2 separate regions of the Homo sapiens genome follow, and region 2 is linked to region 1. Evidence: chromatin loops called from intact Hi-C (ENCODE). Cell type or tissue: GM12878. All regions are shown on one strand.

Region 1 (5,000 bases):
TTTGGGCTGTGTTCTCGCTGCGAGGAGGAAGCCAGGTTACCTCTGTTGGACCTGCCTGCTCCCAGCATCTCCAGCAACAAGCTGTCTCTGCCGGTGAGTCACTCCGTGCAAGAGTCTGCTCACCCACTTTCTGCTTGATGTTTACACTTTTCCCTCAAAGAGGGAACCTCTTCTTGTTCTGAGGGCACTTCTCGGCAGTCCCCTAGAGTGTCCAGTTGTTTCTTTTGTGGGGTAAGAACCCGTGCCAGACAGGTACATGTTTTAATGGGAGAAGAGCATTTCTGCCTGTGGATATGAGCTGTCATGCCTACCTCTTGAACATTATGTCCTGAGCAAAGCCCTTTTCTCGTTCTTTTTGCTTCGTGTTTAGGTGCGTGTTTGGGTGTGTTTGCTTTAATTATTACTGGGAAGCAAAAAAGATATTTATCAAAGGTTTAAATCTATAGCAGTGCCCCTGCAAGCAGAAAGAAGAAGTATATATTTAGCCAGGATATCATTGATTTATCACCCTTTTTTCCATTTTGTTCCTGTTTTGTTGGCAGGACCATCTGATTTGTATACTGGTTCAGTTTGGATTTCAGTAGTGAGTGTGAAAAGATTCCTGGGCTGTTTGCCGAAGTGGAGGGACTCAAATGCGTGGGCTTCAGGGCTGCCAGTCTTGGCTGTCCCTGCAATCCCAGGAGCCTGGCACATGGTGCCTTTGTCAGGAAGGTGGAGTTTGGCCAGGCCGTTTCTTTGGCTTTGCCTGGGAGCAGCTCTGCTGGTGACAGTGGAGGCCTCCCTCTGCCGTGGGAAAGGGAATTCTCTCTTGATTCCGGTTTTGGCTTATTTCTCATCCTATAGGGATGAGAGGGAGGAAGGCCCCAGAACTAGTGAGTTTTGGTGATGAGCAGGTTCAGGGTAGGACTGGTTTGCAGCTTCCACAGAGCTTTTACAGATGTTTTCCTTGCATCCCACATTTTCCTTCTTCCTTGTTAGTCCCAATTCAGTCTGTCATCAGTACTGCAGAAATTGGCTTGAACTTTGTCAGTCTTGGGAAGACCTGGAAGTGCAGCATAGAAACCTGTTCAAATTGGTGCAGCAATTTCACATCAGCATAAGTAGCTTGTTTTGGTGGTGGTGGTTTTTTAATCAGTTTAGGTGCTTTTTTTCTGAAATCATATAGGTAATATGTAAATGTATTCTCCTGCAGCCTGCCCTTGCATTTAAATAGTGCAGAAGGACACAGCAGACTTGTCACATTCCCCTTCACCCAGCACCCCTCCCCAGGTGCCAGCTCCTCCAGGTCCTCAGAGATAACTGGTGTTAGCAGTTGGATCCGTGTCCTGAAACTGTCAAGCCTGTATACACAAATACACTATGGTTTTCCTTCTTTTAGAAGCATGAATCTGATTGCATCATACTGCTTTTTTCACATAGTATATTTTCGAGAGCTTTTCATGCATGTAGCTCTTCTCTGTTCTTTTAATTTGTCTTTTATTTGCCTACAAAATATTTTCCAGTGTAGTTATGTCATAATTTATGAATTGGTCCCCTACTGGTAGACATATAAACTAACTCATTAGTTTTGCTATTATATCTTCATTCATACATATTAGTATGCACATGTTTCTCTAGGAGTAGAATTGGCATGTCAAATGTTAAATTCATTTAAAATGTTGCAGCAGTACCCATACTATGCTCTCAAGAGATGTGCTAGTTCCTGTTGTCAGTGGTAATGGGCTGCCATTCCCCTGGGTGAAAGAAATGGATCATTGTTCAGTAGGCATTTCATTTATTATTGGTGAGGTTGCAAACCTCATCATTTGGCTTCTTTTTTTTTTCTTGATAAACAGACATGTTTAATGATAGCTTGCTCTTCACAGAGATGTCTACGGAGACTTTTTATCTATAATCCAGGAGTATATAACCATGCAGCACAGACCAATTAGCCAAATGCAAAATAAACTAGATTCTTACCACAACTATCCTATAAACACTGCAACTATTCTTTCCAAAAAGACCCTAATCTTATGTGAAAACACCTACTGTGGGGGAACCAGAAACCTAGCTATGTGGCCAAAAGGAAAAAATAGCAATTCAGTGGTTAATTGGTGAAAGCAGGAAATGTATGTCCTTTACTGTGCTGCTGTTGCTGCTGCTGCTGCTGCTTTGGTCTTCTTAGTTTTGTTCTTTTTGTCTCTCTTCTTCAGCCCATCCATGTTAGCTCTCAGGAGGTTTGAATAAGCCATCTGAAACTTATTCACTTCCTCGGAGCTCACCACTGTGCTGATCTTCTTTTTCCCATCGGTAGCTCTTAACAGACACTTGTTGTCTGCAGGCTCAAAGCCCTCCACAGTACCTTTCTTTGGAATGGATTTGGTTCGACTGTCATACTTCTTCAAGGTGATATGATGCTGCCTGATGTCCAGCACTTCTGGAAAAGTCTGGTCAGCTCCGTCAGGAGCTGCTCGCTCTCCAACAACACCATCGCGGCGACTCTGGCTCGACTCCCTCTGCTTAAGCCCCTAGCAGTGAGAACTGGTTATTTGGCTTCTTGATTCTTATTGCTGAGATCGTAGATGTTAAGAGTGGTGGGTCCATAGCAACTATAGAAGATGAGGGAACCAAACCCTCAAGGACCATGGCTCAGCTCAGGGTGGTGTAAGCGTCATGCCACCAGTGGTGGCATTGTGGTACCTGGAAGCAAGAGCTCCTGATTTCACATTCTCTGTTTCTCCCGGATGCTAGTTATGGTAATAGGACATTTTAATTTTGGTGTAACTTGCCAGAGTATTTCTCCAAACCTTTCATCTGAGGAATCAAGGGTCCGTAAGTATTAAGATCAGTCTGTCCTGTGCTGCTGAGGCGTGGATTGGAGACTGGGGAGGGGCACTGGGAAGACACTTAAAGATTGCGTGCTGGAAAATCAGGCACTGTTGCTTCTGGAAAAGCCTCCAGGAATGTGGTAAAGCAGATGTTTTCTTCTAGTTGCATGTGATTATTCCCCCTCTCCTGGCTTGCTATGGGAATATTGTGGTGCTTTGACCCTTAGCAGGATGCTCTGGGGAGAAGCGATGACTTCTTAGAAGGTGTTTGAGGGGTGTGACACAATGGGCTGGCAGAGAAGGCGTCTGGTGGCTTCCATGAATGGGCTGATCTCGGGGCCCTCCCTGCAGGCTGGGCTGTCCAGTGGACACAGTGGGCTTCGGAAAGCCCTGGCTTACTGGACCACAGAGTCCTTTACCTATTGCTCAAAGGGGCAGAGAGCAGGAGTGGTGGAGGGGGAACCCTTGGGAGATGAAGGGACTGCAGAGTTGAGCCACACTGGACCCAGCTCCCATTCAGCACCTTATGGGTGTGTGCCTTGAGCAGCTATTTTATCTCCCTGGGCCTCAGCTTTTCCCTGTAAGTTAGGAATAATAATTAGTACCTGCCTCACAGGGTTGTTGTGAAGATTAAAAGAATAATGTTTATAAATCTCTCAGCATATTACCTAATTAGTACTTGGTAATTGTAAGTAACTCCACCTATTTGTGTTCCCTTTTCCATATATATATGTATCTCTCTCTCTCTCTCTCTCTATATATATATATATATATGTATGTGTATATATATGTGTATATATGTATATGTGTATATATGTGTATATATGTATATATATGTGTGTGTGTATATATGTATATATATATGTGTTTGTGTGTGTGTGTGTGTGTGTGTGTGTGTGTGTGTGTGTGTGTGTGTATATATATATTTTTTTTTTTTTTTTGAGACGGAGTCTCATTTTGTCGCCCAGGCTGGAGTGCTGTGCCGCGATCTTAGCTCATTTCAACCTCTGCCTCCCAGGTTCAAGCAATTCTCCTGCCTCAGCCTCCCTAGTAGCTGGAATTACAGGTGTGCGCCACCACGCCTGGCTAATTTTTGTATTTTTAGTAGAGATGGGGTTTCACTGTGTTTGTTGGCCAGGCTGGTCTTGAACCCTGGACTTAAAGTGATCTGCCCACCTTGGCCTCCACAAGTGTTGGGATTACAGGCGTGAGCTACCACACCTGGCTAATAACTGTTTTAAAATGAGTGACTACATATCATATTTGCATATTACATAAGTAGACTTAATCTGGTAACATTAAAGAGAAGAGGTCAGGAGATTAGTAGCTGTCGGGGCAGATGAGGGTGGGGGCTATGGGAATTAAAAGGGATGAAGGTGGGAGGCTTCGGTGGAGGCCTTAGGTGGGGCAGGAGAGTTGAGTTGGGATGTTCTCTTCCAATACCATTGCTCCTGCAGAATCCCCTCCTTTGTGCACATCAGAGCCCCACACGCAGAGGCCTTTTCTCTTTTTTTAGATAGACTGAGGGTTAGGGGATTGCTAGTGCAACCTCTACCCTTTATTTCGAGGTGGCTGAGTGGGGCCCTGAAAGCCAAAGTGTCTGCCTCAAGCTACACAGATGGCCAGGACAGAGCACAAGTAGGCCCAGCTCTCTGTGCTCTGGGGAGTTGAGATTTCTTTCCCTTCTTCCCTGCACTGCCATGTGTTGCTTATAGCCAGATGCAGGAAAGAGACATGGTGTTAGGCACTTTACAAAGGTCTGCCGTTTACTCCTCCCAAGGTTCTTGTGAGATGAGGTTGAGATATGCATGTTCTTCTATTCCTACAGTGCCAGCCACAGGTTGATGTCTGCTGGTTTCATTCCCCTGGTCACCTGTAATCAAGGGGAGGGCAAAGACTGGATCCTGCTCCCTCTTTCCCACCACACCATGTATGTCGTTAGTTTTTCCTGCATGGAGCAGCTCTCCTGGGGACTGGTGTGGCAGTCAGTATTATTTATCGAATAAATGAGCAAGATCCAATTCAGTCTTTCCCTGGCTCTCGTGTCTCTGAAAAGAGAACATCTGCCTCTCCGTTTGGCCCTCTGGGATTAGTATAGCACCCCTGCCTGCCTTTAAGCTTATCCTCCTTCACTCAGAATTCATTCAGGAAATACACTGTTCTAGGTGTTGGTGATTTTGCACTGAACAGAAG
Region 2 (5,000 bases), 930 kb before region 1:
TGTTTATTTAATATTTGATATTGAAAACTCTTAGCACTTATGTGAGATTGATGTTTTTACTCCCATTATATTTATTAGTAAAAAGATAATGTTAAGAAATTACTGGACATATTTATACTTACTTGCATTTTCTGTGTGTTTTCTCTAGTATATAGTTAGACTGATTTATAGATTTCTACTATTGATAGAATTCATGCTTTTCTGATTGACCAAAGGGGAAATCCTTCCTATGTAAAACCTTTCATGATCTTCCTCCAAATATAGAATTGACTGCTTTCTCTTTTCGGGTTTCCACTTGTCTGTGTCCAATAAGTTTGTAAAGCTCTCAAGGTCAGGAGTTAGCATTGATGATCTTTACATTCCCAATCCTGTGCACACTTTCTGGTACATAGAAGGATGCAATAAAATCTTTAGTGAATGGAGAAAGAAAGATCTGTATAGACTTCAATAATATGAAATTTTTCTAATCACCGAATTTATATTTTTCAAAATCTTGATACAGGAGTAAACATGGAAGTACTAACTTCATTCCAGAACAATTTTTGGATGACTTCATTGATCTTGTTATCTGGGGCCATGAACATGAGTGTAAAATAGCTCCAACCAAAAATGAACAACAGCTGTTTTATATCTCACAACCTGGAAGCTCAGTGGTTACTTCTCTTTCCCCAGGAGAAGCTGTAAAGAAGTGAGTGTTATATATTTTGAGCCAATTTTTAAGAAATCTTTGCTATAATAACTAATCATCTCATAGGTTTAAGGCCTATGTTAAGGTTACCGCTAACTGGCAGTATTGTCATTTATATGATAGCTTTATTTTTGAAAATTGATCATTCTGTGTAGTCTTATTGTTTTTCCAGATTTTAAGCCATTTTCAAAAAGAGAGCATCCAATTGGTGTTATTTTGCTGCTCATTAGGCAAATTCAAGATGCACATTTTTATTATATTTCAAGGTAGATGTTTTAGGTTGATGATTACTAATTTCACAAAGTTCATTATAAAAAATTATCCTAAAACCATTTAATTGAAAATTTTCTGATTATAAGTGCAGTATAATAGATCTCATTTTTAAAACATTTTTGGGGGAATGATATGATTGTAAGAAGTAGTTAACAGTGATTAAACTCAATTTTTATTATGGGTTTTATCTTTTGAATCACTTGAGTTCTGATTGTTACAATGATAATAGGGTTAAAGAATATGGTAGTAGAATCTATGTTGGTTGGTTTTTTTTCTTCATGAGTCCACTGCAAAATCATTTTGTCTATATGTGTACATGTATGTACATATACATAGGTATATAGATGTAATACTATAGTCTACATATGCTACCATCATAGTCCTGTTAACATTTTTTTATGCTTATTATGTCTATCTTACAAGACTGATCAGACAGGGATAATAATGGATGAGTTGATTTTACTCTGGGGAAGGAAAATGTCTACCATCTTTTCCTGTGATGATAACATTAAGGTTAAATTAGCAGAAACATTTATTTTTAAGAGTATGATTTTATAAAGAAGCATTTTTAGAAACTAAGAAATATGAAAGCTTTCGTTTGCACATCACCCTGAGGAAATTTACACTGTGACTCGGTGTTCATTTCTCTCCACTTCAGACATGTTGGTTTGCTGCGTATTAAAGGGAGGAAGATGAATATGCATAAAATTCCTCTTCACACAGTGCGGCAGTTTTTCATGGAGGATATTGTTCTAGCTAATCATCCAGACATTTTTAACCCAGATAATCCTAAAGTAACCCAAGCCATACAAAGCTTCTGTTTGGAGAAGGTAATTCTTTTTGATAAAGTCAATGAGATCTACTTTAGTTGAAGAATTATTCACCTTCAATTAAGTAATTTAATAGAGTAGAGGGAAGCCTTTATGTTGATTACATTCTCATGAAGCCTGTAAGGACACTGTTCTTCAGTGAATGTGTTTAATTGTGTCCAAGATTTTTTTTTTTAAGTCATTGAGAGAGAGGAATACTGGATGTTAAAAAAAATTAAATCTCTCTCCTAGTTTCTTTCTTCCTTTTCAAAAACATAATACATAATCTTTTCTCCTTTTTAATCCTGATTTGATGATTTGTTCATTTTATTTATGAAAGCAGGCAGTAACTTTGATTGAGGAATGGGAGACTATCGTGTGTGAGAAAAGCCTTAGCTTCTAATAATCTGTATTAGGCGTCCCTTTCACCCTGAAAGCTACCCCAAATGAAATGTGAAAAATGTGTTTGCTATCCACCCTATTGCTGCAATGTAAGTCCCAAACCTCCCTCTCTATGCACATTGCCACCCCTAAATCTCTAGAAAATTTCAGCCACTACTAAGGTTGGGTGGATTAATGCATTTAATAATATGTGGTTTGACAGCTTAATTAGCATCACTTGCTGACGCTCAGTTCTTAACTCTGTGTCAGCTGTCCTACTATGTTTTCTTTTCATGAAAAATCAGGTAACATAGTAACAATGATAATAATTATGACCAGTGATACTTACTGATTTACTGTATGTGATGTGCACTGTTGACAGCATTTAATCTAGCCAACAATACTATATGTGAGTAGTTTCTACCATCTATAGTTTAGAGGAACTGAACCTTAGATAAGGTGACTCATTCAGTGTCACAGCTTTTTGAGCAGTGTGTAGCTCACGTAACCAAAAGTGTACGCTTGTTTCAAGATGATTGACTCTAGAAACTCAAACATAGATTAAGATTCTGGCATCCCTAAATCCAATCTCTCAAGCCAAAGAGATAGAAAATGCATTAATTGCTTTTGCATTGATTGATCCAGGCCTGAGTCATGTGCCCTTCCCTGGAGTCAGACCTGGGTTTTTCAACTTTGGCTTAGTTGACATTTTGTACTAATAATTCTTTGTTGTGGGAGGCAGTTCTGTGCACTCTGGGATGTTTAGCAGTATTCTCCCTGGTTTGTACCCACTAGATGCCAGTAGTACCCCTTCTAACTGGTCGTGATGATCAAAAATGTTTACAGACCTTGCCAAATGTCCTTAGAGAAGCAAAGTCACCTCTGGTTGAGGTCTACTGTATGAACTTCACCTAAATCCTGTGGGCTTTGGTGACATGAATCCAGAGAGGAAAGTAGACGCTGGTGACACAAAGTAATAGAGGTTCATTTTAAACACCAGGTGTGCACATAACTTTCTGTTATCTCTGTATTTTATGTACATTTCTGTTATTGTACTTAGTTAAGTTATATTATTTTTTATAAGCATGTGAGTGTCTTCTGAACTCTTTGAGGACAGGACCCATATCTTACTTTTCTGTCTCAGCACTTGACCTAGTACCTGGCAAAATGATGCTCTATAAATGCTTGTTGGATTGAAATAATTGACCTAGGAGATCATATTCTTATAGATTTTCTCTGTGCTGTCTGATATGTATTCACTAGCACATGTGGCGTTTACATTTAATTATTTACATTTAAATTTAAAATTCAGTTTCTCACTTGTACTAGCCACATTTCAAGTACTCTATATCCACATATGGTTTTGGCAACCATATTGAATATGCACATAGAAAAAATTATTGCAGAAAACTCTTTTGGACTTCATTGTTACAGACAGTTTAAAGGACAAGATTATAAAGTCTTAGATGTGAAAGAAATCTGAGGACAAAAACACTTGTTCTGTATTGTTCTTGAGATCAGGACCAAGTTATAGGAAGGCAGTTTTTGTTCCAATACAAGAACTTTCTAAGAACTAGAATTGTTCAGCTATGAAGTTGGCCATCTGGAGATATCTAATCACTGTGCACACAGCCATTTATGAAAATAATCTAGTGCTGTCTCCTTGTAACTTGGTTTTACCCTTAAGAACAATATAGAACAAGTGCTTTTGTCTTCAGAACTCTTTCAAGTCTAAGATGTTATAATCTTATCCTCTCAGAGTATGAGACAACTCCACATATTTGAAAACATCAGTCTTATTTTCTTTTACCTTGAACTCTTCCAAGATAAATAATCTAAAGTCCTTGCTTATTGATCCCTAAATCTTCTGGTGAGTCTCCCATGGATCATATGACTGCAAAAACTAGACTTACTTGGTTTTAAGTTGGTAAGCTGAGGAAAGCCTTATTGAAACATGAGTAGTAATATTTTAAGTTTTATTCTAAAAGAATTATTTTAGAGATTGAAAAATTATGAAGAACTTTCATGAAAGGAAAACATTAAGGAATAGTATTAAAGGAGCATTACAAGAAGGTATATTTGAAAAGGTGTCATAAATGACCTAGGAAATAAAGATGATTATGTAGTTCAGGAAAATTCCTGTGGTAATAAGCTGCTATTCAGCCAAGTTAAACTCAGTTTACTACGTTGTTTTTTAATCTTTTTAAAAATTTTGAGATTGAAGAAATGCTTGAAAATGCTGAACGGGAACGTCTGGGTAATTCTCACCAGCCAGAGAAGCCTCTTGTACGACTGCGAGTAAGTCCTATTTATATAGATTGAATATTATTAATTTTCAAAGCATAGTAATGTACAGTTTACATGGTTTCTTTGAAAAGTAGTGAGGAGAGTGCTCATAGTAATAAGAAGAGCAATCACCATCGGAGGCAAAAACAAAGATATAAGGATTTGAGTTAATCACAGTTTAAGTGATAGGTTTGGTAACTTATTTTTCTCATTTTCTAAATAATTTGTTGTTATATTTAATAGATTGGCTGAGCTCTCTGGCTTCATCTTTAACTACCTCCTCTACTCACTTCATTCCAGGCATCTTGGCCTTCTCGCAGTTTCTTGGGCATGTGGGATGTGCTCTTATCTCCCTTTAGTCTGCTCCCGTGTCACCTCACTGCAGCCCTATCATCAAGATTGCAGCCCCTACCTTCTCTCCAGTGCCCTGATTTCACTTACCTTCTTCTGCTTCCTCTTTTCTTCTTATTTTTTTCCCCGTAACACATCCTTCTAATCTATGTACGGTTTATTTGTTTTGGTTATTATTAGGATTGTTTCCTGTGCCTATAAATCTGCTTATC

The links. Hi-C counts contacts between places; a loop is a spot of excess contacts. Peaks named below come from ENCODE experiments on the same cell type or tissue, not always from the same donor. Only the 100,000 strongest peaks of a DNase experiment are listed, where the experiment ranks them.
Region 2: a loop joins it to region 1, with 4 times the contacts of the local background. A loop is called at or near these places in 1 of 110 quality-filtered maps.

The regions. Positions count from the first base shown.
Region 1 is chr11:93,532,939-93,537,938 of GRCh38, reverse strand. The region is part of intron 1 of SMCO4 (single-pass membrane protein with coiled-coil domains 4); the gene reads left to right. It also overlaps the pseudogene SRP14P2. Among named protein-coding and RNA genes, the nearest start is that of SMCO4, 8.0 kb to the left of the region's middle. RefSeq lists enhancers at 1-275, 1,869-1,938. In GM12878, no CTCF peak of the experiment used is centred here; no DNase peak of the experiment used is centred here; H3K4me3 peaks cover 3,828 bases; H3K27ac peaks cover 2,420 bases.
Region 2 is chr11:94,467,262-94,472,261 of GRCh38, reverse strand. It overlaps MRE11 (MRE11 double strand break repair nuclease), which reads left to right. Exons shown (of 20, transcript NM_005591.4): 8 at 503-688; 9 at 1,620-1,791; 10 at 4,369-4,449. Among named protein-coding and RNA genes, the nearest start is that of MIR548L, 3.2 kb to the right of the region's middle. In GM12878, a CTCF peak has its summit at 2,950 (motif pointing right); a DNase peak (open chromatin) is centred at 2,601; H3K4me3 peaks cover 364 bases; H3K27ac peaks cover 2,556 bases.